Regions from separate parts of the Homo sapiens genome. Here all the other regions are linked to region 4. The links are chromatin loops, found by intact Hi-C in ENCODE. Cell type or tissue: HCT116. All regions are shown on one strand. Region 1 overlaps HPRT1 (hypoxanthine phosphoribosyltransferase 1). Region 2 overlaps MOSPD1 (motile sperm domain containing 1). Region 3 has its middle 8.4 kb from the start of SMIM10. Region 4 overlaps PABIR2 (PABIR family member 2). Region 5 overlaps PHF6 (PHD finger protein 6). Region 6 has its middle 20 kb from the start of MIR450B.

What was found. Hi-C counts contacts between places; a loop is a spot of excess contacts. Peaks named below come from ENCODE experiments on the same cell type or tissue, not always from the same donor. Only the 100,000 strongest peaks of a DNase experiment are listed, where the experiment ranks them.
Region 1: a loop joins it to region 4, with 4 times the contacts of the local background. A loop is called at or near these places in 33 of 110 quality-filtered maps.
Region 2: a loop joins it to region 4, with 5 times the contacts of the local background. A loop is called at or near these places in 25 of 110 quality-filtered maps.
Region 3: a loop joins it to region 4, with 7 times the contacts of the local background. A loop is called at or near these places in 13 of 110 quality-filtered maps.
Region 5: a loop joins it to region 4, with 10 times the contacts of the local background. A loop is called at or near these places in 8 of 110 quality-filtered maps.
Region 6: a loop joins it to region 4, with 5 times the contacts of the local background. A loop is called at or near these places in 11 of 110 quality-filtered maps.

The regions. Positions count from the first base shown.
Region 1 is chrX:134,481,296-134,486,295 of GRCh38, reverse strand. The region is part of intron 3 of HPRT1 (hypoxanthine phosphoribosyltransferase 1); the gene reads right to left. Among named protein-coding and RNA genes, the nearest start is that of HPRT1, 24 kb to the right of the region's middle. In HCT116, a CTCF peak has its summit at 2,044 (motif pointing left); a DNase peak (open chromatin) is centred at 2,055.
Region 2 is chrX:134,906,353-134,911,352 of GRCh38, reverse strand. The region is part of intron 1 of MOSPD1 (motile sperm domain containing 1); the gene reads left to right. Among named protein-coding and RNA genes, the nearest start is that of MOSPD1, 6.4 kb to the left of the region's middle. RefSeq lists an enhancer at 2,206-2,749 and a silencer at 2,640-2,934. In HCT116, a CTCF peak has its summit at 2,682; no DNase peak of the experiment used is centred here; H3K27ac peaks cover 2,375 bases.
Region 3 is chrX:134,996,873-135,001,872 of GRCh38, reverse strand. No RefSeq gene overlaps it. Among named protein-coding and RNA genes, the nearest start is that of SMIM10, 8.4 kb to the right of the region's middle. In HCT116, a CTCF peak has its summit at 2,190 (motif pointing right); a DNase peak (open chromatin) is centred at 2,212; H3K27ac peaks cover 880 bases.
Region 4 is chrX:134,780,900-134,785,899 of GRCh38, reverse strand. PABIR2 (PABIR family member 2) reads left to right here. Exons shown (of 10, transcript NM_001387468.1): 8 at 1-14; 9 at 3,983-4,079. Among named protein-coding and RNA genes, the nearest start is that of PABIR2, 14 kb to the left of the region's middle. In HCT116, a CTCF peak has its summit at 2,900 (motif pointing right); no DNase peak of the experiment used is centred here; H3K27ac peaks cover 338 bases.
Region 5 is chrX:134,421,232-134,426,231 of GRCh38, reverse strand. PHF6 (PHD finger protein 6) reads right to left here. Exons shown (of 11, transcript NM_001015877.2): 10 at 902-1,031; 11 at 1-571. The coding sequence ends at 902. Among named protein-coding and RNA genes, the nearest start is that of HPRT1, 36 kb to the left of the region's middle. In HCT116, a CTCF peak has its summit at 2,440 (motif pointing left); no DNase peak of the experiment used is centred here.
Region 6 is chrX:134,518,087-134,523,086 of GRCh38, reverse strand. It overlaps the pseudogene RPL36AP54. Among named protein-coding and RNA genes, the nearest start is that of MIR450B, 20 kb to the left of the region's middle. In HCT116, a CTCF peak has its summit at 2,034 (motif pointing left); a DNase peak (open chromatin) is centred at 2,046.

The sequences.
Region 1 (5,000 bases), 300 kb after region 4:
GAATTAGGTTTCCTGAAATGAATGACTAGAAAACTTTCAAGTAGAGATTAGTAAAAATTAAAAAGTCCTAATCGGCCATTACTGATTTGATGTTTTTAAGAGTCCTAAAAAATGGGTTACATCCATTTTTAAGTGGGTAGTATTATAACAGCCACCCATCTTCAATCACAGTGATTTCTGAATTGTGAGGGAAGTTATTAGCATGACAGGTGTCTGGTTCTGGCCCTGTACGATTCCCATGAGTCAAGCAAATTGTAAGGGCTGGTCTATATCACACCCAACCCCAAGGATATGTCCCTCAAAAGTCTAGCCCAGGCCCCGTCATCTTCAGCATCATCTGGGAAACCAGGTCTGATTAGTAGTCCTTTAAGGAATACCTCTTAGGCTCCCATTTTACTGCTATCACAGAATCCAATAAAACCCTTACAGGAGATTCAATGGGAAATGCTCAACACCCACTGTAGTTGGTGGTGACAATGACCATAATTTGGCTGTGCTGGATTCAGGACAGAAAATTTGGGTGAAAGAGCAGGTGAACAAAAGAGCTTCGACTTGCCCTAGCAGAGAGCAAGCCATACCATACCACAAAGCCACAGCAATTACAACGGTGCAGTACCAGCACAGTAAATGAACAAAGTAGAGCCCAGAAACAGACCCAGAACTATATGAGGATTTAGTATACAATAAAGATGGTATTTCGAGTCAGTAGGGAAAAGATGAATTATTCAATAAATGATGTTTGGCCAACTAGTAACCCATTTGGGAAAAAATAAAAGTATGGTCCCTACCTCACAGCATACACAAAAATAAATTCCAGACGGATTAAAATCTAAATGTAAAAAATAAAGCCATAAGTGGACTGGAAGAAAATAGAGAATTTTTTTTAACATCCGTAGAAAGGGTAAAAACCCAGGCATGACATGAACCAAAACTGAAGAGGTTCTGTAACAAATACCCCCTTTTATATATTGGGCTCCAACAATAAGAACCCATAGGAAAATGGAGAATGAACACAAATAGACAATTTATAGAAGAGAAGGTTATAAGGTGTAAAATTATATCTATCTGAGAAACAAACACTAAAACAATGTGATTCTACTGTTCTCCCACCCATACTGGCAAAACTTAAGCCTGATAATATGCTGAGGGGAAATAAGCACTCTTGTTGGTGAGAGTATTAATTGGCATAGCTTCTTTTGAAAATGACATAGCAATACCTGTTAAAATTGCAAACATGCATGTCACTTAATCCAGTAATCCCACTTCTGGGAATCAATGCTACAAAAACACTGACAAGTATACAAAGATACATTCAAGAGTGTTCACTGGGCCGGGTGCGGTGGCTTCATGCCTGTAATCCCAGGGAGGCAGAGGCAAGACGATCGCTTGACCCCAGGAGTTCAAGGCCAGCCCGAGAAACACAGCAAGACCCTGTCTCTCTTTTTTTTATTTAAAAAATAAATGTTCACTGTATCAGTTGTTCACAAAAACAAACCAACATGTCCATTAACAGGGAACCATTTAAATTAATCAAGTTCATCTACACAATGTAATACCATGCAACTATTAAAAAGCACCTGATAATCCAAAGCACACTGAGACAGAATAATGCTATTAAAAACACCAAGTAGTGGAACACTGTGTTGCCTATGACACCATTTTTATTCAACATTTAAACAAATTTGTAACAGCAATTACATGAGTAGTGACAATGGCGTTTATGAGACTTTTCACTTTTATGTGCTTCTATTTTTGTTATGCTTCTATATATACATCCATTTATTATGGAGTGTTACTTTCAAAAATCACAAATGGGCCAGTATTATTTGGTGTTGCAAGGTGAGCATATGACTTCTGATATCAACCTTTGCATATTACTTCTCAATTTAGGGAAATTACAGACATCCCTTATTCTAACTAACTTAAAACCCAGCATTTCAAACATACAGAATTGATGGGGAAAAAAAAGAAAGAAGAAAGAAAGAAAAGGCAACAAGCTTCAGATGACAGTGACTCACATCAAATTATTTATAAAATCTGTTAAATAGTGCCATCTTCTGGAGATACCTGGTATTACAGTCCAACTCCAGTTGATGTCTTTACAGAGACAAGAGGAATAAAGGAAAAAATATTCAAGAACTGAAAAGTATGGAGTCATGGAAAAATTGCTGTGATCCAAAGGCTACGGTGATAGGACAAGAAACAAGAGAACTCCAAGCAGTAAGACACTGCTGTTCTATTAGCATCCAAACCTCCATACTCCTGTTTGCCCCAAGGCTTTTTTAAAAAATAGAGACAGGATCTCACTATTTTGCTCAGGCTGGTCTTGAACTCCTGGACTCAAGCGATCCTCCTGCCTCGGCCTCCTAAAGTGCCGAGATTACAGGCTTGAGTCACCATACCTGGCTATTTATTTTTTCTTAACTCTCTTGCCTGGCCTATAGCCACCATGGAAGCTAATAAAGAATATTAATTTAAGAGTAATGGTATAGTTCACTACATTGGAATACAGGTATAAGTGCCTACATTGTACATGAATGGCATACATGGATCAATTACCCCACCTGGGTGGCCAAAGGAACTGCGCGAACCTCCCTCCTTGGCTGTCTGGAACAAGCTTCCCACTAGATCCCTTTACTGAGTGCCTCCCTCATCTTTAATTATGGTTAAGTCTAGGATAACAGGACTGGCAAAGGTGAGGGGAAAGCTTCCTCCAGAGTTGCTCTACCCTCTCCTCTACCGTCCTATCTCCTCACTCCTCTCAGCCAAGGAGTCCAATCTGTCCTGAACTCAGAGCGTCACTGTCAACTACATAAAATTGCCAGAGAAGCTCTTTGGGACTACAAACACATACCCTTAATGTCTTTATTTCTATTTTGTCTACCTCTTCAGTCTAGGTGAAAAAATAGGAAGGATAATAGGGAAGAACTTTGTTTATGCCTACTTATCCGCCCCTAGGAATTTTGAAAACCTCTAGGTAGCAATAAGAACTGCAGCATGGTATAGAAAAAGAGGAGGAAAGCTGTATAGAAATGCATAATAAATGGGCAGGAAAAGAACTGCTTGGAACAAACAGGGAGGTTGAACTATAAGGAGAGAAAGCAGAGAGGCTAATCAACAAGGCTGGGTTCCCAAGAGGGCATGATGAGACTATTACTAAGGTAGGAATTACTAAGGGCTCCATGTCCCCTTAGTGGCTTAGTACTATGTAGCTTGCTTTCTGCAGTGAACTTCAGACCCTTCTTTTAGGATCCTAGAATGGACTTTTTTTTTTTATCGGAAAACAGTCATTCTCTCAACATTCAAGCAGGCCCCAAGTCTACCACACTCAATCACATTTTCTCTTCATATCATAATCTCTCAACCATTCTCTGTCCTTTTAACTGTTTTTCTATACCCTGATCAAATGCCAACAAAAGTGAGAATGTTAGAATCATGTATTTTTAGAGGTAGACTGTATCTCAGATAAAAAAAAAGGGCAGATATTCCATTTTCCAAAATATGTATGCAGAAAAAATAAGTATGAAAGGACATATGCTCAGGTAACAAGTTAATTTGTTTACTTGTATTTTATGAATTCTTTTAAATAAACACATTACTAAAAAAAAAACTAAAGGTTTTTGTCAGTTAAAAAACGACACTGATGAAGCACAGCCCTTACAGATCATCTAGTACTACACTGTCCCATACGGTAGCCACATGTGGCAATATAAATTACTTAAAAATTCAGTTCCTGTGTTGCACAAGATGTGTCAAGCGCTCAAAAGCCACATGTCACTAGTGGCTCTGTACCACATAGCAGAAACATAAAAGATTTCCATCCTCAAAGAAAGTTCTATTGAACAGCATTGCTCTAATTAAATAAAAAATACCATTTAGCACAACATAGTAATAGAAAAGATTGAAGAGTAAGTGCTGATACTTAAAAACCTGGTATTTTCTGCCAGGCATGGTGGCTCATGCCTGTAATCCTAGCACTTTGGGAGGCTGAGGTGGGAGGATCGCTTAAGCCCAGGAGTTCTAGACCAGCCTGGGCAACAGGGTGAAACCCCGTCTCTACAAAAAATACAAAAAATTAGCTGGGCGTGGTGGCATGTGCCTGTAGTCCCAGCTACTTGGGAGGCTGAGGTGGGAGATAACCTGAGCCTGGGAGGTCAAGACTGCAATGAGATGAGATTGCACCACTACACTCCAGCCTGGGTGACAGAGTGAGACCCTGTCTCAAAAAAAGAAAAAAACAAAAAACAAACAAAAACCACCTGGTATTTTTAAGTACACTATTTTCAAACATTCAAACATTCAGAAGTTATTTCATCCTATCTTCATGGTTTCCATTTTATGCCTGGTTTGGGATTAGGATCTGATAAAATAAACGTGTGCAACAGAACCACTTCTCATGGCTGTATAACAGATGATCAATATGTATTTGCTGAGGAAATTATTCAATTTTCTTAATTTTTTTTCACAAAATTTGTGGTTTCAAGGGACCAACCTTGACTACTACACCTTCATGTTCTAAGAATCAGGGGACTTATATAAAACCTCAGTTACCTGATAAGGACTACATCAAAGTGAAAAGCCATGGGAAAGAACTAGAAAGTATACTTTTGAACCTAGTTCTGTAAAGTTTCCTTATGCCACAGATAATACACATCCCCATTCCTGCCAAATTCTTTCTCTCACCCCTGTCTATGGTCTCGATTCAATAAATAGGAGAAGGGCATGAATTTGCTTTAGATAGATAGATAGATAGATAGATAGATAGATAGATAGATAGATAGATAGATAGAGATAGACAGATAGAGATAGAGACAAAGATGGAGACAGAGATGGAAATAGAGACAGATTTACAGAAGATAAGTTCTAGGTAAACTAGTGTCAACATCAAAGTGGTATACCTACATCTAACTATTCTGGAGAGAAAAGTATACCTCAAAGAAATCGACTACATACAGAGAAAAAGTTTAAGCTGAAAGCTACTGCCCTCTTACATGAGACAC
Region 2 (5,000 bases), 130 kb before region 4:
TGTTTCTTCTCCATTCCTGCAGCCTTAGCCTAGGCCCTCATCATTGCTTCATGCCACATTCATTCAACAGTTTTTTAATTTTTTATAGTAACTACTCAGGAGTCAGGTGTTGTGCTTGAATGGTCAATGGCAACCCCTGTCCAACTTCAAATCTGAATTGGTCAGTTCTGTGCTTAAAATCCTTAAGGCCAGGCAAAATCGTAGGTTACACTTGTAACCCCAGTGCTTTGGGAGGCCAAGGCAGGAAGGTTGCTTGAGGCCAGGAGTTCAAGACCAGCCTGGGCAACATAGCGAGACCTTATCCCTATATTTAAAAAAGAAAAAATCCTTAAGTGGTTTCCTATTGCCTGCAGCAGTGGTTCTCAAAGTTTAGTGTGGATCGGAATCACCTGGAAGACTTGTTAAAACAGATGGCTGGGCCCCAGTCCCGGAATTTCTGATTCAGTAGGTCTAGGGTGAGAACCAAGAATTTGTGTTTCTAACAAGCCAGAACCACTGGCATAGGGAATCAAGTCTAAACCCCCAAACGTTCACAAAATCTTGCACAATCTGCCTCTAACTTACCTTTCTAGCCGAAACTTGCCCCTCTCCCCATATTTGCTGTTTTTAACCATATGCAATGCCAAAGCTCATTTTAAGCATCCCTTTCATGCTTCTACACACATTCTTCCTGGAATTCACCCGGCCCTCCACTTCTACTGCAGACTAGCCTTAAGGCAGATGATCACTTTCTTTATGCTCCCAGAGCACTTTATATCTATCAGCAGTTTAACACTGCTCACATCATATCTTAATTACTGCTGTATATCTGTTTTTCCTGCTAGTCTGAGTTTTTGGAAGGCTGACAAAATATTTTCATCTTGTCTCCATATTCCCTAGCACAGTGCCTTGTATATAATAAGTGCTCAGGAAATGTTTGTTGAGTGAATCTGTGATTTTTTTTTTTTTGAGACAGAGTCTCGCTCTGTTGCCCAGGCTGGAGTGCAGTGGTGTGATCTTGGCTCACTGCAACCTCCGCCTTCTGGGCTCAAGTGATTCTCTTGCCTCAGCCTCCCAAGTAGCTGGGATTACAGGCGCCCGCCACCATGCCCAGCTCATTTTTGTATTTTTAGTAGAGATGAGGATTCGCCATGTTGGCCAGGTTGGTCTTGAACTCCTAACCTCAGGTGATCCTGCCCACCTCGGCCTCCCAAAATGCTGGGATTATAGGCGTGAGTCACTGCGCCCGGCCATGAATTTGTGATTCTAAAACTTCTGAGTGTTTCATGTAGCAACATATATATATAATCATATAATATGGATTTTGCTTTGAGAATTGCGCATCTTGAAATGACATACTGAGATGTTGTAAAACATGGAAACAACACATTAATTATAACCGGGTTGTAAATAACACATTTGAAAATATGAATTGTTTTCAAAGAGACATTAGGTTATTCTTTTTTTTAAAAATCTTAAAATGTATACTACTCAACTTTTAAATCTTGAATATAGAAGAGCCAATCACTACATATTATTTATAGCAGTCAATCTCATTAGTTAAAATAGCAAAGCATACCAAAAATCTAGAAAATATATAAAAACAAAAGTGTCAAATATTAAGCAATGAACATTAAAGTAGAAAGTAAACATTAGAACATCACTTGTTATGACTTTAGGAAAATGCCAGCAATTAAAAACCCCAATTAACAATACTGGGAATTCAGAGGAGGCCAACTGAGTTTATGAAGTGGGAGGGAAGGAGGTTTTAATGCTAGTGAGACTAAAGGAAAATAACATATCGCTCTTAACAATTTAGTATTTAGTTGGTCATTGGCAAGGATTGCACAGAGTATGGAAGAAGGAGATAGCCCCTGTGCCCAGATAAAAGGGAGCTGACCTGAAGGTGGAGCTGGGAACCTTAATCAGAGTAAACAGCAAGAGCCAGGGAGAGATAGTTAAGTAGCTGGTACACTGTGACCAAGCAGATGGGTCACCAGTTTCTGGGTGAGGGCTGTACTTTGAATCATCCTTAACTGTTTTCAAACTTCGATCCACTTACTTCACTTGCTTCTTGCAGCCTCCTCTTTCTTTCTTTTTTCTTTTTTGAGGAGTCTCGCCTGTCGCCCAGGCTGGAGTGCAGTGGCGGATCTCGGCTCACTGCAAGCTCCGCCTCCCGGGTTCACGCCATTCTCCTGCCTCAGCCTCCCGAGTAGCTGGGACTACAGGCACCCGCCACTACTCCCGGCTAATTTTTTTTTTGTATTTTTAGTAGAGACGGGATTTCACTGTGTTATCCAGGATGGTCTCGATCTCCTGATCTCGTGATCCGCCCGCCTCGGCCTTCCAAAGTGCTGGGATTACAGGCGTGAGCCACCGCGCCCGGCCTGCAGCCTCCTCTTTCTAAAAACAGGTTGCAGGGTGCAAATGAGAAAATGCTATGAAAGTGGTTTCAGTGCTCCTTAACGGTCTCTAAGTTTTGTATCTATGGTGGTAAAATGGATTCCTGTTTATCTCAAAGTCTTATCTTTTCATTCCTCTGGTCAATGCAAAGTGAGGAAAATGGAAAAAACCATCATACTTTGGGGTACTGGTCTCCTTGGATTGATGGTAGTGGCAGGCATGTGTGAATATCTCAGAGTGTTTATGCGTCTTTTTGTGTCAGAGTAGTTTGCAAACTGGTCACAAGGTGGTGTGCACACATAAGGTTTTCTTTATAATTTCATTCAGGATTGTTTTTCTGTGCCTTTGGTACAGGGGAGGAAGACAAGACAGTTTCCTGTATCACCAGATCTCAGCTGCGCTCTCTGCCTGTGAGGTCAGAAGTGTGTTGGAGCCTCAGATTTCTAAATGCTTGCTGGCACAGTTAGGCACTGAAGAGCCAGGGAAAATCAGAGGGAAACAGAAGGAGGGGAGGGGAGAAGAGGGGAAGAGAGGTAACTGGGAGTGCTGATTCTCTCTGCTCTCCTCTTACCCCAACCCATGGTGAGCAGCCACTTAAGATTTACTGCTCCTCTAATTAGGATCCCTTGCTTGTCTTGTATAGACAAAGTGTGTTCAGCTATGACGGGTGAGTGGTGGGGGGAATGTTCCCCAGTGGAGGAGACAGTTATTAGTAGACATCTGTAGGATAACTGATAAGCTTTTAGCTATCTGCTAAGTGCCCAGCACTGACCTTGGGCCTGTGAGGGGTGCAAAAAACAAAAGCATCCCACCAAACAACAATATGGCATTATACCTAAAATCTAACTGAGAAGTCAAAATTAATGCACACAAAACAAATGTCAAAATATTCCATTCTGGCTGGGTGCAGTGGCTCATGCCTGTAATCTCAGCACTTTGGGAGGCCAAGGTGGGAGTATTGCTTCAGTTCAGGAGTTCAAGACCAGCCTGGACAACATAGGGAGACCCTGTCTCTACATAAATTTTTTAAAAACATTAGCCAGGAGTGGTGGCACTTACCTGTGGTCCCAGCTACTTGGGAGGCTGAGGTGGAAGAATCACTTGAGCCCAGGAGTTTGAGGCTGCAGTGAGCTGAGATCGTGCCAATGCACTCCAGCCTGGGTGCAACCTCCGTCTTCCTGGTTCAAGCAATTCTCCTGCCTCAGCCTCCTGAGTAGCTAGGATTACATGTGTGCACTACCACGCCCAGCTAATTTTTTTGTGTTTTTAGTAGAGACGGGGTTTCGCCATGTTGGCCAGGCTGGTCTCGAACTCCTGGCCTCAAGTGATCCGCCCGCATCGGCCTCTCAAAGTGCTGAGATTACAGGCGTGAGCCACTGTGCCCAGCCAGGGAAGGGGAATTTGAATTAGGTTTTGAAAAATGAGTAAAATTTTGCTGTCCAGAGAGGAAGAATGCAGCAAACCTTCATTATTAATGCCCTGATGAATAGTTCCTGACAACTATAGCTGTTTCATCATCAGGAAAATAGTGTGTGCCACTCAGTAAGTGAAATTGTCTCTTGATTTTTCTTTATAAAACTGAAAAGGAAACACAAATGAAGATAATGCAGACTTAGTTGTGACTTGAATTTTGGATCATCCTTTGAGAACTCTGATCTTGATAAGCAGGGACAATTGCTACAGATTAGGGCATGTGTGGTAGTCAGCATCAGGGAAGCAGGACTTTATTTTTTTTATTTTTTTGAGATGGAGTTTCGCTCTGTTGCCCAGGCTGGGGTGCAGTAGTGCGATCTCGGCTCAATACAACCTCCACCTCCCGGATTCAAGCAGTTGTCCTGCCTCAGCCTCCTGAGTAGCTGGGATTACAGGCATACACCACCATGCCCAGCTAATTTTTGTATTTTAGTACAGACAGGGTTTCACCATGATGGCCAGGCTGGTCTCAAACTCTTGACCTCAGGTGATCTGCCCGCCTCAGCTTTCCAAAGTGCTAGGATTACAGGCGTGAGCCACCGTGCCAGGCCGAGGCAGGACTTACTTGAGACATAGAAGGGATGACTGTATAAGGAAGTGGAAGCCTGGAGACCAGAGTTCTGCCACCAATACCCTGTGCAACCTTGGATAAGTCTCTTAACCATCCTGGGCCTGCTTCCCACATCTGTCAAATTAGAAAAGTGGGAACCAACTAACTCTGACTTGGTGTGCACTTGACTTTTGGAAAGCAACCTCATAAACCGATTTGCAGTAAGTTTTTACCAGTTTAGTATATAATCTTTCCCCAGGATTTTTGCACTTTATCATTTTGTAATATGGACTGCAGCAAAGAGAAAGTGTTAGTCTCCAGAAAACTATCAATTCAAGGCAGGTGTTACACCTTATTATGTTCATTGGCACAGTTGCTAATATTGCTCTGTTGACCTGGTGCTAATTCTTCCCTAATTTCCACTGGTTGGAGTTTAGGATGCAACTTATATCTTAGCCAAGATAAGCTGGGCGCGGTGGCTCATGCCTGTAATCCCACCACTTTGGGAGGCCAAGGTGGGCGGATCACGAGGTCAGGAGTTCAAGACCAGCCTGGCCAGCATGGTGAAACCCCGTCTCTACAAAAATTAAAAAAA
Region 3 (5,000 bases), 220 kb before region 4:
CTTGTGGACTGCTTGTTTGAACGTGGGATTCAGCAGCTTTTCTCTGCCTCCTGGAAAACAGTCCCTGACCAGCTGCCAGCAATGCGGGGCCCTAGGGAGCCAGGGCCTAGAGCAATTGATCCTGTGTGTCAGATCCAGATGGTAACTCAGTATTTACCAGGTGAGCTTTGCAGGTGGGTGGGAGTGGGGCGGGGCGGTGGGAGGACCTGCCTAGCCTCATCTAGTGCTCAGTAGTTCTGGTTGTGGTATGGTTCACAGGCCTCTATATGTTTCAAGCTTCCAGGAAATTTAGGCTTTCAGCCTTCTCTGTATGGGTAGAGAATGAGAGTGAATACTTCAAAGCCTTTTGAATAGGCTCAGAACTCCCAAAATGTCTCTGCTACCAATTCCATAAGGTCGAAGCAAGTCACCGGCCAGCCCAGATTCATGGGGGTGGAGAAAAAGACTCCACTTATTGAAGGAAGGAGTGGCAAAGTCACAGTGCAAATTGCTGAGCATCCAGGGATGAGAGGAACTGCTGTGGCCTGCGTTGGAATCAGCCTACTACTTTATGTATATGGAAATGTGAGCCAATACTTAGAGTAGTATCTTATAAAAGGGCAATAGCCAATATATAGGAACAAAGTCTGTATTTGAGATAGAAGCTTACCCAAGGAGTGTGAATGTCTTCTAATCTACTGTTGGGTCTAAAGGAACCATCTCTGGCTTTGCAAGGGGTTGGAATTTCAGCTCACTCTTCCCTCTCTGTACCCTAAGAAGAATTGAAAATAAAGCGGTGTCTTCTGTCTGTCTCCAGGAGAGTAGAAGACAAAATAAACATCTCTCTAGGCCATAATTTAAATATTGTGCAAAGTTCAGAGGTGAGACTGTGATATGGATAGCGTTCTGAGAAGGCCCAGAGTGTTAGTTTCTGTTTTGGTTCCCATCTTAATAAAAAAGGACAAACCGCCAAAAATATTAGAAACCATAGTAGTATTTTGTTCTTTGGCAATATATTTCATTGGGGGTGCTAAGGACACTTTGAAAATGCATCCTTGTAAAGTTGCTCTGTGCTATTTTCCCCATGGAAAATTCCTTAATATCGTGTACAATGATTCATCAAAATAAAATGTTTACTTAGAATCTTTGGATATAGACTCATAGTGGCCCTGAATATATCCTAGCCTAGGGTATTCTCAACTATGACCTGAGGAACACTGATAGGCCTCAGCTGTTGGTATGTGTTGCTTCTATAGTCAAACCCCTCTGTGAATGGCACATTAGATAAATACCTATTGGAGATCTGCACTGTACTTTAGAATATTAAAGGCTTCCAGAAGCCCTGGAATGAAGAGATTTGGTTGCTGTTTGTCTTAGTCTGTTTGTGTTGCTATAAAGGACTATCTGAGACTGGGTAATTTTTAAAGAAAATAAGTTTATTTGGCTCACAGTTCTGCAGGCTGTATGAGAAGCATGGCACCAGCATCTGCCTTCTGGTGAGGGCTTCAGGGAGCTTCCACTCATGGCAGAAGGCGAAGGAGAGCTGGTGCATGGGGATCACATGACAGGAGAGGAGGCGAGAGAGAGAGAGAGAGAGAGAGAGAGAGAGAGAGAGAGAGAGAAGGAGGTGCCAGGCTCTTGTCAACAACCAGTTCTAGCGGGAACTAAGAGTGAGAGCTCACTCTCTCCCGTGAGAATGGCGCCAAGTCATTTATGAGGGATCCAGCCCCATGACCCAAATACCTCCCACCAGGCCCCACCTCTAACACTGAGGATTAAATTTCAGCATGAAACATAGAGGGGCCAAAGAAACCATATCCAAACCATAGCACCATTGTTAAAGGAGTACCTATTAACATCTGTATCACTGATTCCTTACCTGGGGAGGGCTTGGGAAGCACCTGTGAAATGTTTTTTTGTTTTATACGTGTGCCCAGGCCCTCACTCTGCTCCACACCTCCTTCTGAATCAGAGTATCTAGGGTGAAGCATGGGGGTATGTATATTTTCAAGGATCATGGATCATTCTGATGAGCGACTCTAATTACAAACCATTAAAGGCATGCATGTTTTGTGGAGCTGAGTTTGGAAACTACGGGTCTAAGGCAACATTCTCATTTTGCTGGCAAGGACATTGAGATCCCAGAAGGGGAAATGACTTGCCCATGTATGGATAGAACAAATAATCTAATCTTTGAACCCTTTTCCCCATTATATAAACGGACTCTAGATGGCAGTCTATTTCTTGGTTTTAGTCTGTGCCTGCACAAGCAGAAACATTGAGCAATTTATTGGATGAATTTGAGCATGGCAGTGCAATGGTTTAATCGAATGAGTGTCTATCACTCTACAAGCATGTTCTTTCTGTGGAGTCTATTGTGGCCAATTAAGCCAATAACTCTGTCCACAGCAGCTTCTCCTGGGAAACCAACCAGAAACCAACCCTGGTAGCCACCTTGATCTTGGACTTCTAGACTCCAGAACTGTGAGAAAATCAATGTCTGTTGTTTAAGCCACCCAATCTGTAGTATTTTGTTATGGCAGCCTAAGCTGACTAACACACATGCAAGGATCTCTGGCTATGGATAATTAACTTTGCAGCTCCCAGAAATGAAATCTACCAAAATGATTCTCTGGTCTAACCAACAGCGGTGCCTGGCATTTCAGCCATCACACTAGCCTAGCAGCCAGAGGGATAGCTCACGTACAAGTCCCAGGCATGAGCCATTAATTAAACAGACCCAGAGCCTCTAGAATGAGGGATGATCGGGAGAACCTGAGTAAGCAATCTGTTACAACACTTGTGAATCTCCCCCTTGATCTTCCCCCAAAAACACTTGTACCTCATTGACCTTAGCAACTTACAGTGGAAAGGATAGCCCCAAACCTTCAGAAATGAATTGGGGCTGGGCACGGTGGCTCACGCCTGTAATCCCAGCACTTTGGGAGGCCAAGGTGGGTGGATCACCTGAGGTCAGGAGTTTGAGACCAGCCTGGACAACACAGCGAAACCCCGCCTCTACTAAAAATACAAAAATTAGCCAGGCACAGTGGCCACGCCTGTAATCCCAGCTACTCAGGAGGCTGAAGCAGTAGAATCACTTGAACCTGGGAGGCAGAGGTTGCAGTGAGCCATGATCGCTCCACTGCACTTCAGCCTGGGCAACAGAGTGAAACCATGCCCCCCGTCCCCACAAAAAAAGAAAGAAATGAATTGGAAACTGACTTTAAGTTAATGTTAAAGCCAATGGACCAGAACACTCCTGCAGTAGTGCCTACCTCAGAGTGAAGGGGGCATTTACCGAGGTTAGGGGAAACTGAAGTTTTTCTCTGAGTCTGTCCGCCAGTAAGCTGAGTGAGACCCTAAACCCTCCTCTGGGATTATTCCACCACTGCCTGGACATGCTCAGCATCAGTCAGCATCCACACATTGCTTCCAGATGGAGTGTTCCTCATCTGGCTAGTGGCTATTGGGGCTGCCCTGAGGTTCTGTTGCTTCCTCTAACTTCTGTGCTGCAACACATGGTATCATGGAAAGCACGATAGTTATCTTCTGCACCCTTTGAGGAATGCAGAGCGAAGGCATGGAATGGGAGGTTTCCCCCATCCTTTTCTTTCTAGTTCCACCATATCATGTTCCCTATTCACCCTGCTGGTACAGGCAAGCCTCCTGACTTCAGAAATCTCCAGGCAGAAACAGATGCTAGTCTCCAGTATATGGCCACATGGGCTACCTGGGCCCTGGAGAAAGGGGTTATAAGGGTAAGCAGGGGGAAAATGGAAGCTACGAGAGCTCCCCCTCCTCCTCAACAGAGGAAATAAATGCAATAGCATATTCTTGTGGGAATTTCAGGGATTTTTGCCACTATTCAAGATTTGGAAAATGCAGATGTCATTCCTGCCACATGTAGTTAGTGTGAATCCACAGCTAAAACAAGGCTCTCCAGCTGGTGTAGGCTACTGTGCTGGTAGGTCTGCCCGTTGGCCCTTATCATCTAGCAGATCCAATGGTGCCCAAGATGTTTGGAGTAAATCATAATGCTATATGGGTTTAGCAAACAGAAATTCTACAAATAAAAAAAAAGAATGCCATATGGAGCCTGTGGCAAGCCCTGATAGGAGATTCACCATGGAGGCTGCTAGGATGCAATACATACTATGAACCAGCAACCAATATATAGAGCTATTCCTCCCACTGCCAAGATTAGCAAGTCTGGGAGCAGAGGAGTGGAAATAAAGGTAGTGTCTCTCATAATTACACCTGACCCATTGCAACAGTTTTGCTTCCCATACCTACAACTCTGATCTCTACTAGATTAGAGGTTTAAATTTCCTAGGAAGAAACACTTTTAGTAGTAGACAAAACAATGGTTTCACTGAATTTGAAGCCACTCTTAGATCCCCAGAGCCATGCAAAAAAAAGGTGATTTTGTGGTTTCTGCTATAGAAGGAGGACAGAGAGTAATATGGATGATTCTCAGGGGGTCCTCTAAGGTATTTTTTTATACTACAATCCTGAGGGGTGCATGACATAATATTGCAACCCTACAAAGGACTCCCAAGGGCTCAGACTCCTTAGGATTGAAGGACTGAGCCTCCCCAGTGGCTAAAGCAAAGGGAATGTGGAATTGATAGAGTAACAGGACCACCACATGGCTATGTACAGCAATGAAGACTCTACCCTCTACTTATATTTCCCTGTTTATTGTCTTCCTTTTTTGAAACTTTTCTCACCTCTTCTTTCTTTAGTATTATAAATAGGGTACAGTGGTGATGGTGAATTCACCACTTAGATCATGGGATTACAGAATATCAAATTGGGATAATGGCAGAAGTAGAGAAAGAAAAGACATCACTGGGAGAACGTGAACTATAAACAGAGGCCCCATGACTTCACCTCTGACTGTGGTAGCTGGAAATGTTTGTACGTGTTGCCTCTCTCTTGGTTGCATGTGGAATAATTAAATTATGCCAAGAGGCATCATATGAATGGGAGAAGGTTGTTTATACATGCTGGGAATA
Region 4 (5,000 bases):
TCTTAAAAGAAAAGGTATGTAGCAGCGTGGTGACTATAGCTAATGCTACTGTGTCACATACTTGAAATTTGCTAAGAAAGTAGATCTTAAGTGTTCTTACCACACACATACGAAAGGTAACTAGGTGAAGCAAAAGATGTGTTAAAAACTTGACCGTGGGCTGGGCATGGTGGCTCACGCCTGTAATCCCAATACTTTCGGAGGCCGAGGCAGGTGGATCGCCTCGGGTCAGGAGTTTGAGACCAGCCTGGCCAATATGACAAAATCCCATCTCTACTAAAAATACAAAAATTAGCTGGGCGTGGTGGCAGGTACCTGTAATCCCAGCTACTTGGGAGGCTGAGGCAGGAGAATCGCTTGAACTTGGGAGGCGGAGGTTGTGGTGAGCTGAGATCGTACCACTGCACTCCAGCCTGGGCAACAGAGTGACACTCCATCTCAAAAAAAAAAAAATTGACTGTGATCATCATTTCACAGTATGTACATACATCAGATCATCACATTGTATACCTTAAATATATATAAATTTATTTGTCATTTATACTTCAGTAAAGCTGGGGGGAAAAAGAAAAAGATAAGCATCACGCTTCTGGTCTTATACCTAGCCAAGCTTGAATTAAAAACTAGAACTCCTGTCTGAAATGAGCTAACAGCATTGCTCTCTTGTGTTCTAGGGAAACTCAAAAGTATTCTTCCAAATGTTTGCTGTGCTGATTCTCAATTTTGTAAATGAGTTATTTGATACATCTATATTTTCTTATACTTCATAACAGTTTTATTCATATATTCATATTATCATTATATATTCAAAAAATTGCCTCTCTGTTATCTAAATATGAAAGAGATGCATAGTTTATAAACTGCAGAAATATATGCTAATGCCGTAGCAAACATATCCATAAATGTGCTGTATACTCAAATATAAGGTAAGGTTTACCCCCTCATCAAATTATGCCTCATCAAAGCAAGAATTGCCTTATATTCAATTCTATGGAGTTTTTTATATAACAGGGTGCTCTCAGTTACCTTATTTTGAACCACAAAGCAGTAGGCTAAAATAGTTTAGTTTAGTATCAGTCAACACTAGTGTTAGATGCTTATAAAGGGCACCTGATGGCATCTCTTTAAAAAGGCAATACAGGTCTGTAATACCAGCACTTTGGGAGGCCGAGACAGGAGAATTGCTTTGAGCTCAGGAGTTTGAGACCAGCCTAGGCAACATGGCAAAACCACGTCTCTACAAAAAATACAAAAATTAAGCAGGCGTTGGTGGCTTGTGCTGTTGTCACAGCTACTTGGGAGGGTGAGGCTGGAGAATTCCTTGAGCCCAGGAAGCAGAGGTTGCAGTGAGCCGAGATGGCAGCCTGGGCCACAGAGTGAGACCCTGTCTCAAAAAAAAAAAAAAGCAACACAGGTTTTTGTTTGTTTTTTTTGAGACCGAATTTCGTTCTTGTTGCCCAGACTCTGGAGTGTAGTGGCGTGATCTTGGCTCACTGCAACCTCCACCTCCTGGGCTCAGCGATTCTCTTGCCTCAGTCTCCCGAGTAGCTGGGATTAGAAGCACCCACCACCACCACGCCTGGCGAATTTTCTGTATTTTTAATAAAGGCAGAGTTTCACCATATTGGTCTTGAACTCCTGACCTCAGATGATCCACCTGCCTCGGCCTCCCAAAGTGCTGGGATTACAGGTATGAGCCACCACGCCCAGCCGGCAACACAGGTTTATTCATTATTCCTGGGGATATGACTACATGATTGCAAGTGTCAACGTGTCATTTTAAACGAGTCTTAACAATAACTTTTTTTTTTTTTTTTTTGAGGCAAGGTCTTGCTCTGTCACCCATGCTGGAGTGCAGTGGTGCAATCTCAGCTCACTGCAACCTCTGCCTCCTGGGCTCCTGGGTTCAAGCGATTCTCCTGCCTCAGCCTCCCAAGTACCTGGGATTACAGGAGTACACCACCATGGCCAGCTAATTTTTGTATTTTTAGTAGAGACAGGGTTTCGCCATGTTGGCAACACTGTCCTCAAACTCCTGGCCTCAAGTGATCCACCTGCCTTGGCCTCCCAAATTGCAGGGATTACACAGGTATGAGCCACCATGCCCAGCCATTAACAATAACTTTTTTTTTTTAATTGAGACCAGTCATTAACAATAACTTTTTTTTTTTAATTGAGACGGAGTCTTGCTCTGTCACCCAGGCTGGAGTGCAGTGGTATGATCTTGGCTCACTGCAACCTCCGCCTCCTGGGTTCAAGTTATTCTTCTGCCTCAGCCTCCCAAATAGCTGGGATTACAGGTGCACACCACCACGCCCAGAGAATTTTGTATTTTTAGTAGAGATGGGGTTTTGTCATGTTGGCCAGGCTGGTCTCAAACTCCTGACTTCAGGTGATTGCCTGCCTCGGCCTCCCAAAATGCTGGGATTACAGGCGTGAGCCACCGTGCCTGGCCAACCGTACTTTTAAAAGCAATTCAGCAAGTGGTTTCTTTGTGCGGATCACCTTCAGGGCCAATAAACAGACCAACTTTTCTAACGTTAGGGGAACAGGTATTTGTGGCTTTGAAAACTTTCCAATCATAGGATCATACACAGATTCCAAAAGTGCTGTATTTCAAACAACTTAAAATTAAAGATGGTGTGCTCTGGAAAATAGTTCCTGATATGGTGACAATATTTGTATTTAGTTTATAAGTTTTATTTTATAAACAGTCTTTCCTTAATCTTATAGGGAGTTATTTGTAGTCCTAGGAATGTTCTCAGTAGCCAGTAAGTGAAAATAACAGTTGGAAATAAAGCTATTATTGTTGTTATTATTACTAACTTAAAATTTGTTGCAGGAAGTTGAAGGAATTAGTATGGTTGTTTAGTTTTACAGCTATTCCGAAATACACCAGCAGATGGAGGAATTCTTTGCTCAAAAGAGCTAAAGTCTTTTGCTAGTGAGGCGAACTCAAAAGCCCAGCAGCAACTTTTAAAAGCTGCATATTAAAGCATGGAAAAAAACAACTTTTGAGGATTTTCAGCAATTTTCAGAATAGTCCCAGAGGAAAGATAATATGAATTAGTTGATAACATGGACAAAATGAATGTTGCGTTTGTTCTTGCTTGATCTTTTTTCATTCTAATTGTACAGTTTTAAGTTCAAAGTTACTAATTTTCTACTGGAGTATAGACAGGCTCATGAATTAAATTGTCTTGAACATTCCGTTTTCAAGCTCAGATGAAGAGCTTCAGAACCAAGGAATGTGTATGTTTTAAATAAAATCAGAGCCTGATTTTAAAGGAGATTATTCTAACTTAGGGTTTTACTCTTTGTACTCCTGGTAGCAAAATGTTAAGCATTATCCCTGTTGGTGCAAAGTTTTTCTATTAGCAATTCTGAGAAGATCTGTATGATTGAGGTGGTCAGTACAATACCAGTTTTGTGAATTGAGTAAGATTTGCTTTTGATTACAGGTGTGTTTTCAAACTTATCTTTTTAATCTTCATTTTCATTAAATAGTGTGAAAGCAACTTTTTACTTATACACTACTTATCAGACTACACATTTTTAAACCAGTTTGACACCATCTCAGGAAATGTTCAGGTATCAAAATATATAAAACCAATAGGCCTTGCTAACCATGTAGCATACAATATTGACTGTGAGTTTCAGTTATTTGGGAATTCCTTATCTCTACTGTGGTCAGCCTTGCTTCATTTTGCCTGATGCAGTCAGTGTTCTACTTTCCTATTAATGTGAATATGTCCATAGCACGCTGTGGATAATGAGTGAGAAGTTTTTTAGGGCTGCCAACTTTTTGATTGAGTTTATGTGGAAGCATATTTCTTCCATGTTAAAGCACATGGGAAAATAGTTTTAAGAAGTGGTTTGAAGAAGTATTCTGAGCTTTGGTTAAACAAAGGTCATCATATGTTAGCACCACGCCTGTATTTGTAAAATTGTTTTATAGTAGCATCATCTCTTTCTGTTTTAGGTGAAATGGAGACAGAAAGTCAGCCCAAGAGACTCTTCCAAGGCACTACCAATATGTTATCTCCAGATGCCGCGCAACTGTCTGATCTCAGTTCATGGTAAAAAAATGAAATAAAATGAAAAGTATATTAGAGTATAATCCATTTTAAAAGAGCCACATTGAAAGTATATTGGGATAATTTAAAATATTTTTTTTTGAATTTTGTTAATATTTATTTTTTATATCATTATTTTGGGGATGTGACAATATTATAAAACAGATACCTGACAAAACTCAAAACACCATTGCAAAGAGATTAGAAAGAGTTGATACAGGTGCTTCGTTAATAGCAAATGAATCTGAATAGCAGTTGACTTAGATTTTTATCAAGTCATAGTAAATGGCATTCTCTAGGAATCCAGAAATGTGGTCCTAAAACATGGTGACTTGGTAACTAACAGATTTTTAAAAATTATTACAGTGAATGAAGAAGCTTCTCTTCTTTTAAGTTTTAAAATTTTTTCATCACCTCAAGTCTGAAGAAGCTTCACTTGAGGTGTTTAGCTCAATAAAATTATGCTTTCTGCCCCCCAGCTCCTTACCATCAAAATTGTCCAAAGATTCTAATTTAAAATATTTTCAACTTCTTATCCATGCCCCCATGAAGGGGAAATCTCTATGGAGGATAATGTGAAAAAACAGATTATTTCAAAGTCAACAGTATTTCATTTGGAAATATATATGTCTTTCTGACACCTTCGCTTTCGTTCCCAGCTCCTGTTAGGTCAGCCTGTCATTAGTTGCCAATGGTGTGGCAGTGCCAACTGCTGGCTGGTGTGAGAAAGAGTCTCTGGGTGGCTGTGGGTAATGTGTATTGATTGTAGCTGCTCTGCCTGCATTTTGTATCCAGTCCTTTTGACTTAGCAGAGGATACCAGGATTCTCTTAAGCATAGTATTCTCTGATTAGCATTATCTATTGTTATCTTTTAGAAAATTATGAAATATTTCAGAACAATGCTAAGGTTTCATTTTTATAAT
Region 5 (5,000 bases), 360 kb after region 4:
TGAGAACAACTTTAACAGGAACCAAATGAAAAGCTTTAGCATACTTCTTGGAAGAGATTTTTAGCATGTGCTGTCAAAGTCAAGAGAAAAAGAAGGTTCTCTTCATTTCTAGCCTCCATTACTTGAGTATGAAAAAAAAATCCACAAATTACCATGTGCTGCCACCAGTGGCATGTTTGCATTGTAAAGGAAAATTTGCTTATGCTTTCCTTTGAGTATGGATCCACTAAACAAACTTAAATGCTCTAAACAGCAGAGCTTTGTTCAGTCCAGAAATATAGCTTACTTCGTTTCGTCTGCTTTAACTGTTGACACTATACACAGGGTTAATAGTGTTTCAATTGCTTCCCAGAAACTGCAAACTATAGCTACGTAATATCAACATGTCAAACTCAGCCTTCTAGTGAGGGCTCATAAAACAAACAAGACATTTTTAGGCAGTTCAATGAAGGATCTAAGAGTTGGGCAGTAAAAAGTTACAAACCCTTTTTGATTTTAGAAAACAGTGAAAAAAGAATAGTAGTTATGGATGTCTTATTCATTCCCAGTTTTCTAACTCTGTCCCATGAACCTGTTTAAAAGATGATAAAAAAATGTAAAATATGATGCTTGAGGGGAACACAATCAATATAATGTTATTGAGGAGTGTGAATATCTTATTGATTTGACATTACAACTACACTTATTGATAAAGCAGATAGCTTGTTTTTATGGTTACAAAATCAGCTAGTTAAAAAACAACTACTATGCAAGCCTACAAAATCCTCAGCATTTTAGTAACATGCTCTTAACTAAACATAATAGGATTAAAAAAAATCTTACTGCATACCATTACTTCAACATGTATATATCAGTGTGTATTGTATCCTGACAACAGATCCCATATAATTAACTTTCATACCTAGTTTCCATTAAGTTGCTGCTGAGTTAGTTGTTGCTGATCAATTTCTACTTTTCCTCGGCTTTTACTCTCTCGTTCCTCATCTTCTTCATCTCTCTCATCATTTCCACTATGATTTTTACAGTATAGTCTACAATGATGAAAGACAAAAATCTCAAAATGCTTTGTCACTGCTGATGAACATTCCTGCCAACATTAGTGGATGAGGCTAGTGCCCATTTAAAACATGGGTTTCCTCATCCACACTTTAAAAAATACTCCCCAATTAGTTACAGACCCATTTTTATCTAACAGATAGGAAAACACACTATTATTGAGATAATAAAAGTTCATCTGAAACAAAATCTCTGGTTTAGGATGACAGTTATCATAAGGCAATTCCTCATTTTGCCCAATGAGATTAAAAGCAAAGTTTTGGCCAACTTAAAAATACCAACCTTCAGGTATATTGATGAAATAATCAAATTCTATAAATTTGTTTCATATATTTAATTTAAAATCACATTTCAGGAAATATATATTCTATCTATACTGCTGCCTTCTGCTCACATTTGATGAAACAATTTTACTCAAACTCTTCAAATGGTTTTTCATTATTAGCATCCTAGCCTTCACTGGAATACCTACATGAGCCATCCAACAGTTTTCCGGCACTGCATTTGGCTATGTCTCTTTTAATCTAGACTGGTCCTTCCAACTTCTTGTTTTTACACAACACTGACTTTTTAGGATGAGATTAGACCAGACAGTCTGTCAACTGTAGCAAATTCTGGACTTGTCTAATTGTGGTACTGTTTTATTTGGTTCTCTCTCGCCCTGTATTTCCTATACACTGGGAATAAGGTCTAAAGGCTTGGTTAGCTTCAGGTTCAGCTTTTCTTTTTCAGTCAAGACACTCTGTAGGTAATCCTGCATATTTCAGGAGGCATCTAATTTCAAAATGTCCTGCTACTGGGTGACACTATGTTTGATCATTTGGTTAAAGTAGTGGTGATGACCAGCTATCTCCATTGTAAAGGTAGGTTTTCCCCTTTAAATCTGGAAAGTTATCTCTGGAGTGCTAATTTGATATCATGCTTGGTTCTAACCTTTTATTTGGGTATACAGATTGTATATTTAAAATTCATTAGGTTTTAAATAAAAATCGTAATATAGGTGATTTGGACAATCAAACAAGGGCAGGCTGATTTGAGCTCAGTTTTTTTTTTCTTTTTTTTTTATTATACTTTTAAGTTCTAGGGTACATGTGCACAACGTGCAGGTTTGTTACATATGTATACATGTGCCATGTTGGTGTGCTGCACCCGTTAACTCATCATTTATATCAGGTATATCTCCTAATGCTATCCCTCCCCCGTCCCCCCATCCCACGACCGGCCCTGGTATGTGATGTTCCCCACCCTGTGTCCAAGTGTTCTCATTGTTCAATTCCCACCTATGAGTGTAAGGCGATTCCTCAGTTTTATGTCTATTATACATAAGACGACAATGGAAGAATGCTTAGAACATGTTCACTGGATGCCCTCTTGTGGTCAGCAATAGATGAAAAAAATCATCTAGGAATTCACATGTTACAAATAGATTATCTAAACTAGGTCTAATATTTGAGTAGAATAAAAGGCAGGGGTGGGGTTCAGGACACAGTGGACAACAATAACAACTGACTTTAATCTAGTTTTGTTCATTATTTCTCTTTTTAGTCTTAAAACATTTTCAATAACTTTCAAAAAGCTAGGGAGAATCTGTACACTTCAAATACTACACATTGGGAACTACCTCTTTTTAAATTTTTAAATCATGAGTTTAAATATCAAGAGTGAGATTCCTACACAATGGCACCTACGAAGAATCTTCCCATAAAATATAACCTGAATCTAATTAAACTTCTGAACCAACCTCTAGTTTACAAGAAATGGGAGAGAGGGATAGAGACACAAGTTAAATGGCATCATGAAATGGCAAAGAGACAAATCTAGAATGTGGGACTTAGGACAATTTATCGAGGCTCTTCAATAAGTAAGGGGACAAGTATGTCCGTATTTAGACTTAAGAGACATATCAAATGCAATGGATGGACCTTGCATGTATCCAGATTTCAACAAATTAAGTCTAAAATGAGATTTTTTTTATACAACTGGGCAAATGTGAAAATGGATTGGGTATAAGATGATGCTAAGAAATAATTGTTAATTTTACAAAGTGTGATAATGGAATAATAATTATATAATGACAAGACATCTGGGATTTTGCTTTAATATATATACTTCAGGAAAATAAACAATATACTTCAGGAAAATAAACAATAGATAAAGCAAGTGTGGCAATAACTTGCTAACTGCTGATATGAGGACTTGTTATACTATTCTGTTTTTGCTTACATTTGAAAATCGTCTTTTTAATAGGAAGTTCCCTCTAACAGGACAAGTGCTTTGTTGTTGGAGCAACTTTTAATTATTTTATGGGATTATTTTTTACTTGCAGAATATTTCCCATAGGCCCTTATATGGCCTTCACTAGTCTAGGTGCTAAGGTTACAGGTGTCAACTGGTCAAACAAGGTCCCTGCTGTCACAGAACTCCATTTTTTATGGTGGGAGGCTGACATTTTAAAAAAATCCATATTGAAATAGTTAAAAATACAATAAAGACAATAAAACAGGATAAATATAAATAAAAATTATTATCTATCCCTCCCTAGTCTTTCGAATAGGAATACAGTCAGGACCCAGAAAGGGCTGGTAAGGAAGAAAAGCCATAGTTAGGAGACAGGGAAGCCACTTCATTCAGAAATATTCCTCCCTGCATTTCCTCTTATTTGTCCCTTCTTCTCTCCCCAAACTACCCACCTATGGGCTCTCATTTGAACTCAGTTGTGTCTATCTGGAATCCACATTACAAATGGATTGCAGAAACACATCTCAATGGGAGAAAAGAAAAAGAGCAATTCAAATCATTATGGATCCAAGTACATATATTTTTGTTTTGTCACTGAAATATGGTTGTCTAATAGCTAAAAAGCAAAAACAACCTAGATGTCTGAAAAAGGAACCAATAGAATAAACTGATATACCTATATGATGGAATATTATGCAATCATTAAAATGGATGTAGGCTGGGCACAATGGCTCATGCTGTAATCCCAGCATTTTGGGAGGCTGGGGCGGGTGGATCGCTTGAGCCCAGGAATTTGAGACCAGACTGGGCAACATGGTGAAATCTCGTCTGCACAAAAAAAATTAGCCGGGTATAATGGGGTGCCCCTGAGGTCCCAGCTACTTGGGAGGCTGAGGTGAGAGGATCACATGAGCCTGGGAGGTTGAGGCTGCAATGGGTTGTGATCGCACCATTGCACTCCAGCCTAGGCAACAGAGTGAGACTGTCTCAAAAACAAACAAACAAACAAACAAACAAAAAACAAGATGTAAAATTGTTTAATGTCACACAAAAATGTCTCTGATCTAGTAAGTGGAAAAGAGATTATAAAACAGCATAGATAAGAAAATCTTTTTTTTTTTTTTAAAGAAAGCAAACGAATAAAAGAATGGCTACCCCATAGGCAGAGCAGCAGAAAATCTTGTTTTTATAAATACACACACATAATCACATAAACGTCTAAGAGAAAACATTCCAAAAGATTTAAAATTATTACCTCTGCATGGCAGAGTTAAAGTTGACATTAAGTATTTTTTCTCATCTATATTTCCATTTTTCTTCCAAAATGAAAATGGAAATATTTAAATATTTTCCATTTAAAACTATTATAATAAAATCATCTAAAAGTTACACTTTTAAATACAATAATTCTCCATACAATCTGATTTTGGATATTTAAAATCAGCCTGTTATTTTAAAATGTTAAGGGCTACTTTAATAATAATATACTTCTCATGAAGATATTCAAACACCACAGAATCCTATCATGGAGAATATAAACTTGCCTCTTCTCCTCCATCCTTATGCAACTAATGAGAAGTAATATAACCATTAAGCTTGTTGAATATGTTTCTAGAGATTTTTCTGCATACACAAAAACATACACACACATATGTGGAAGGAGACCTACACACACATATGTGGAAGGAGACCTTAAGGAGGGGTGA
Region 6 (5,000 bases), 260 kb after region 4:
ATATATGTTTTTTAAATGGCAGCTGTAACCAAATGAAGTGAACATAACCTCAAGATTGTATTTTCTTCACAATAAAAAAGATCACGCTAGAACTGGATCACTTTGCCCTTTCTCTTCTTATCTCCTTCCAGTTCAAAATGTTTGCATTCTCTGAGAAAAGCAATTGGGCTCAATGCTCTCATGTCTCGGTATAATCTTAGTACTTTCAGCCTTTTTCCGGAAAATCAACTTAGTCTGCCCACCATAGCCACTCTACTTCCTGTCATAACGCCACTTTCCCCAGGCATAAAGAGAATGCTTGCCCTTCTTGTACTGTGTCACTTTGTGGTATTGGTGATTCCTAAACTTCTTACAGAAAGTCTGGTGACTTTTAGGAATGTTCACCAGGTTTGCGAGAGTGCTATCAGCATAAAAAGCTCATCCTTTTAATCTTTCTGCGTCTTTATATTTAAAATTAGTCTCTTGTAGATGGAAGAAATAGGCCAGTCAATTACTGGCTAATGACCTTTATACTTGTGTAGGCTTGATTACAACCGTGTTGGGCAAGATGGTAAAACAGCAATTTATCTGTATCTCTGCCCTGCCCATTTCCTTTCTAATTAAAACATTGCTGAATAGCACTTCACTGCCTGCTCTCCTTGTTACAGAAGTAGAAATTTCGGCCAAGCCTGGTGGCTCATGAGTGTAGTCCCAGCTGCAAGGGAGACTGAGGCTAGGGGATCACTTGAGCCCAGGAGTTGGAGGCTACAGTGAATTGTGATTGTGCCACTGCACTCCAGCCTGGGTGACAGAGTGAGACCCTGTCTCTAAAAATGAAAATAAAAAAATAAAAACCAGCTGGGTGTGGTAGTTCATGCCTGTAATTTCAGCTCTTTGGGAGGCCAAGGCAGGAGGATCACTTGAGCCTAGGAGTTGAAGACCAGCCTGGGCAGTATAGCAAAACCCCGTCTCTACAAAAGAATACAAAAAGAAAAAAAGTAGCCAGGCACGATGGTGCCTGCCTGTGGTCCCAGCCACTCAGGAGGCTGAGATGGGAGGATTGCTTGAGTCTGGGAGGTCAAGGCTGCAGTGAGCTGTGATTGTCCCACTGCACTCCAGCCTAGGCAACAGTGAGAAAAAAAATCTACCACAACACCCAACCTCCAAAGTAGGCTCTTAGGAAATACCTTTAGTTCAACCTGTGTTCTTCCACATCTCATTGCCCCTGCCTCTACCACCTGCACCTACCTCCCCCAAGAAACACTATCCTGGCTTTTGTGTTTATTATTCCTTTGCTTACAAAACATAGTTTGTCACATATTATAAACCTATGTTCTGGCCACCTATTGCTGCCTTAAAAACTACCTCAAAACCAGCCTGGCGCAGTGGCTCATGCCTATAATCCCAGCACTTTGGGAGGCTGAGGCGGGTGGATCATGAGGTCAGGAGTTCGAGACCAGCCTGGCCAACATGGTGAAACCCTGTCTGTACTAAAAATACAAAAATTAGCTGGGCGTGGTGGCGCACACCTGTAATCCCAGCTACTCAGGAGGCTGAGGTAGGAGAATTGCTTGAACCTAGGAGGTGGAGGTTGCAGTGAGCCCAGATCACGCCACTGCACTCCAGCATGGGTGACAAGATCGAGACTCTGAAAAACAAAACAAAACAAAACAAAAAATCTACCTCAAAACCTAGTAGCTTAGAGCATCCACCATTGAATTGTATCTCCTGATGTTATGGGTTAGGAATTCAGGCAGGGTTCAGCTGGGTGACTGTTCTTTTCACACAGCGGATGGGCCAGTCTGGGAAGTGCTAGTGAAGTCCTCTCATCCCAAGTCTGGAGGCTTGGTGGGGTTGAGTTGAAGACTGAGTCAGCTGGGACTGTTTACTGGAGAATGGACTCCAGAATGACTGACTTGGGGTAAGCCGACTTCTCATATGGTAGCCCAGGACATCCAGAGATATTCCAAGAGAGCCAAACAGAAGCTAGAAGGCTTCTTATGACTTAGCCTCAGAAGCCCTGGAACTTCACTTCTGCTGCCATCTATTGGTCAAGCCAGTCTCTAAGGCCAGGCCAAATTCAAAGGGAGGGGAATTAGCTTTAGGTAAGGGGAGAATTAGAAAAGCATTTGTGGCAGAGGCTAGTCACAGTGGTGGGCACCTGTAGTTACAGCTACTCAGAAGGCTGAGGCAGGATCACTTGAGCCCAGTAGTTCAAGGCCAGTCTGGGCAACATAGCGAGACCCTGTCTCTAAAACTAAATACATAAATAAATTAATTAATAAAAATGCATAAATTTTAAAATAAATGGTATGGGAGAATTGGGTTAAAAAAAGAATTTGTGGCCGTCTTTAATCTCTCACAGCCCCTACACAAGATTTATTTTTTAGTATTTTTAAAGCCAGATGGTGACAGGGGCCCTGTACATGCTGAACGATCCACAGCAAATGTCACCTTCTTATTTAGGCTTATCCTGATACCGTATTTTTTCTTTCTTTCTTTCTTTCTTTCTTTCTTTCTTTCTTTCTTTCTTTCTTTCTTTTTCTTTTTCTTTCTTTCTTTCTTTCTTTTCTTTTTCTTTCTTTCTTTCTTTTCTTTCTTTCCTTCTTTCCTTTCTTTCTTTTTTCTAAAAAAAAATTTTATTATGGAAAGATTGAAACACATAAAAATATAGTATCATGAACTCCCACATGTACCCATCACCCAGCTTCAACAATTATCAGCCCATGAACCATCTTGTCACAGCCATATCTGCACCCACATCCCCCAACTCCCATATTATTTTGAAACAAATCCCCAACATCAAGTCATTTTTATCTGCAAATTTAGTATATGTTTCTAAAAGATAAGGACTCTCTAAAAAAAACCATAGCCTTAGTATTATTCCGCATTTTCAAAAATAATTCCTTAATATCAATGGATATTCAAGTCAGTGTTCAAATCTCCAATTGTCTCATAAGTGTCATAAATGGGTGTGTATTTTAAAGTTTGTTTGAATTGGGATCCAAATGAGGTCCAAACATAGCTACTGGTTCATCTTTAAGTCTCTTTTAGTCTAGGTTCCTCCATCATGTCTTTATTCCCTGCAATTTATTTGTTGAAGATACCAGGTAGTTTGTCCTGTAGAGTTTCCCATAGTCTGGAGTTGGCTAATTGCATCCCTGTGATGTCATTTAACACGTTACTCAGTCTCCTGTATTTTCTGTAAATTTTTAGTTGACTCTAGAGGCTTGAATAGATTCAGGTTGATTTTTTCTTTTTGTCAAGAATACTTCAGAATACTATGCAGCCATAAAAAAGAAGAAGAAGATCATGTCCTTTGCAGGGACATGGATGGAGCTGGAAGCTGTTATCCTCAGCAAACAAATGCAGGAACAGAAAACCAAACACTGCATGTTCTCACTTATAGGTGGGAGCTGAACAATGAGAACACATGGACACAGGGAGGGGAACAACACACACTGGGGCCTGTCGGGGGCGGGGCGGGTGGTGGGAGAGCATCAGAAAAAAATAGCTAATGGATGCTGGGCTTAATACCTAGGTGATGGGTTGATCTGTGCAGCAAACCACCATGGCACGTTTACTTATGTAACAAACTGCACGTCCTAAACATGTACCCCAGAACTTAAAATAAAAGCTGAGGAGAAAAATAAAAAGAATACTTCATAGGTGGTATACTGGGTTAAATAGTGTTACCCAAATTTCATGTCTACCTGGAATCTGTGAATGTGACCTTATTTGGAAATAGGGCCTTTGTAGATGTAATCAAGTTAAGATGAGGTCATACTGGATTAGGGGAAGCCTAATCCAATATGACTGGTGTCCATAAGAGGGAAATTTGGACACAGACACCCATAGAGGGAAGATGGCCACATGAATATGGAGGTAGAGGTTGTAATTATGCAGTCATAAGCCAAAGAATATCAAAGCTTGCCAGAAACCACCAGAATCTAGGAGGAAGCAAGGAAGGATCCTCCCCTAAAGCCTTTGGAGGGAGCACAGCTCTATTGACACCTTGATTTCAGAGTTTTAGCCTCCAGAACTTTGAGAGAATAAACGTGAGTGTTTTGTTGTTGTTGTTGTTTGTTTGTTTTTGAGATGGAGTCTCGCTCTGTTGCCAAGGCTGGAGTGCAATGGCGAGATCTCACCTCACTGCAACCTCAGCCTCCCAGGTTCAAGCGATTCTCCTGCCTCAGCCTCCTGAGTAGCTGGGATTACAGGTGCCCGCCACCATGTCTGGCTAATTTTTGTATTTTTAGTAGACACGGGGTTTCACCTTGTTGGCCAGGCTGGTCTCAAACTCCTAACCTCAAGTGATCTGCCCGCCTCGGCCTCCCAAAGTGCTGGGATTATAGGCATGAGCCACTGTGCCCGGCCATGTGTTGTTTTAAGACACTCATTTTATGGTACTTTGTTATGGAAGCCCTAGGAGATGAATCCAGGTGGTGGGCTGTTTCTCCAAAAGAGACATATAAGAGACCAGCCCCCCAAATATAAAAAAATTGTAAAACACATAAGATCTAGTTGTATCTCTTTTTGTGGTGCTGGCAGCCACTGGTGATTAATTCTATTCTTCTTATTAGCCAGAATACTTCCATAAAAAGAAATATCCCCTCATGTATTATTTGAGTAGTCAGTGGTAGTCTGTGTCGAAAACAGTATAAATGCTTGTTTATTAAAAAGTTTCCTTATAATTATCTGTCTTTTAAAAATCACTAAAGAACTGGCTTGCTAGCATCTTCCAACAGTAACTAATTAACCGAGTTTTGTTTTGTTCTGTTTTATCTTTTTGGTGCAACAAAATGTTCCAGGCTCTTCCTGTACACTTCTTGACCCAGACCTTGAATTAGCCATCTCTCCAAGGAGACCTGTTCATTTCTGTGGGAAATCCGTGTTTCAGTGTTCCAATCTGAACCTTGCCTACAACCTTGCCTTTCAAATTACAAACTGGCCCATCCTTCTGCCTCTCAGTCTCCTTTATCCTCCTCTATTTTTCCATAGTAATGTTCTCCTCCTAACAT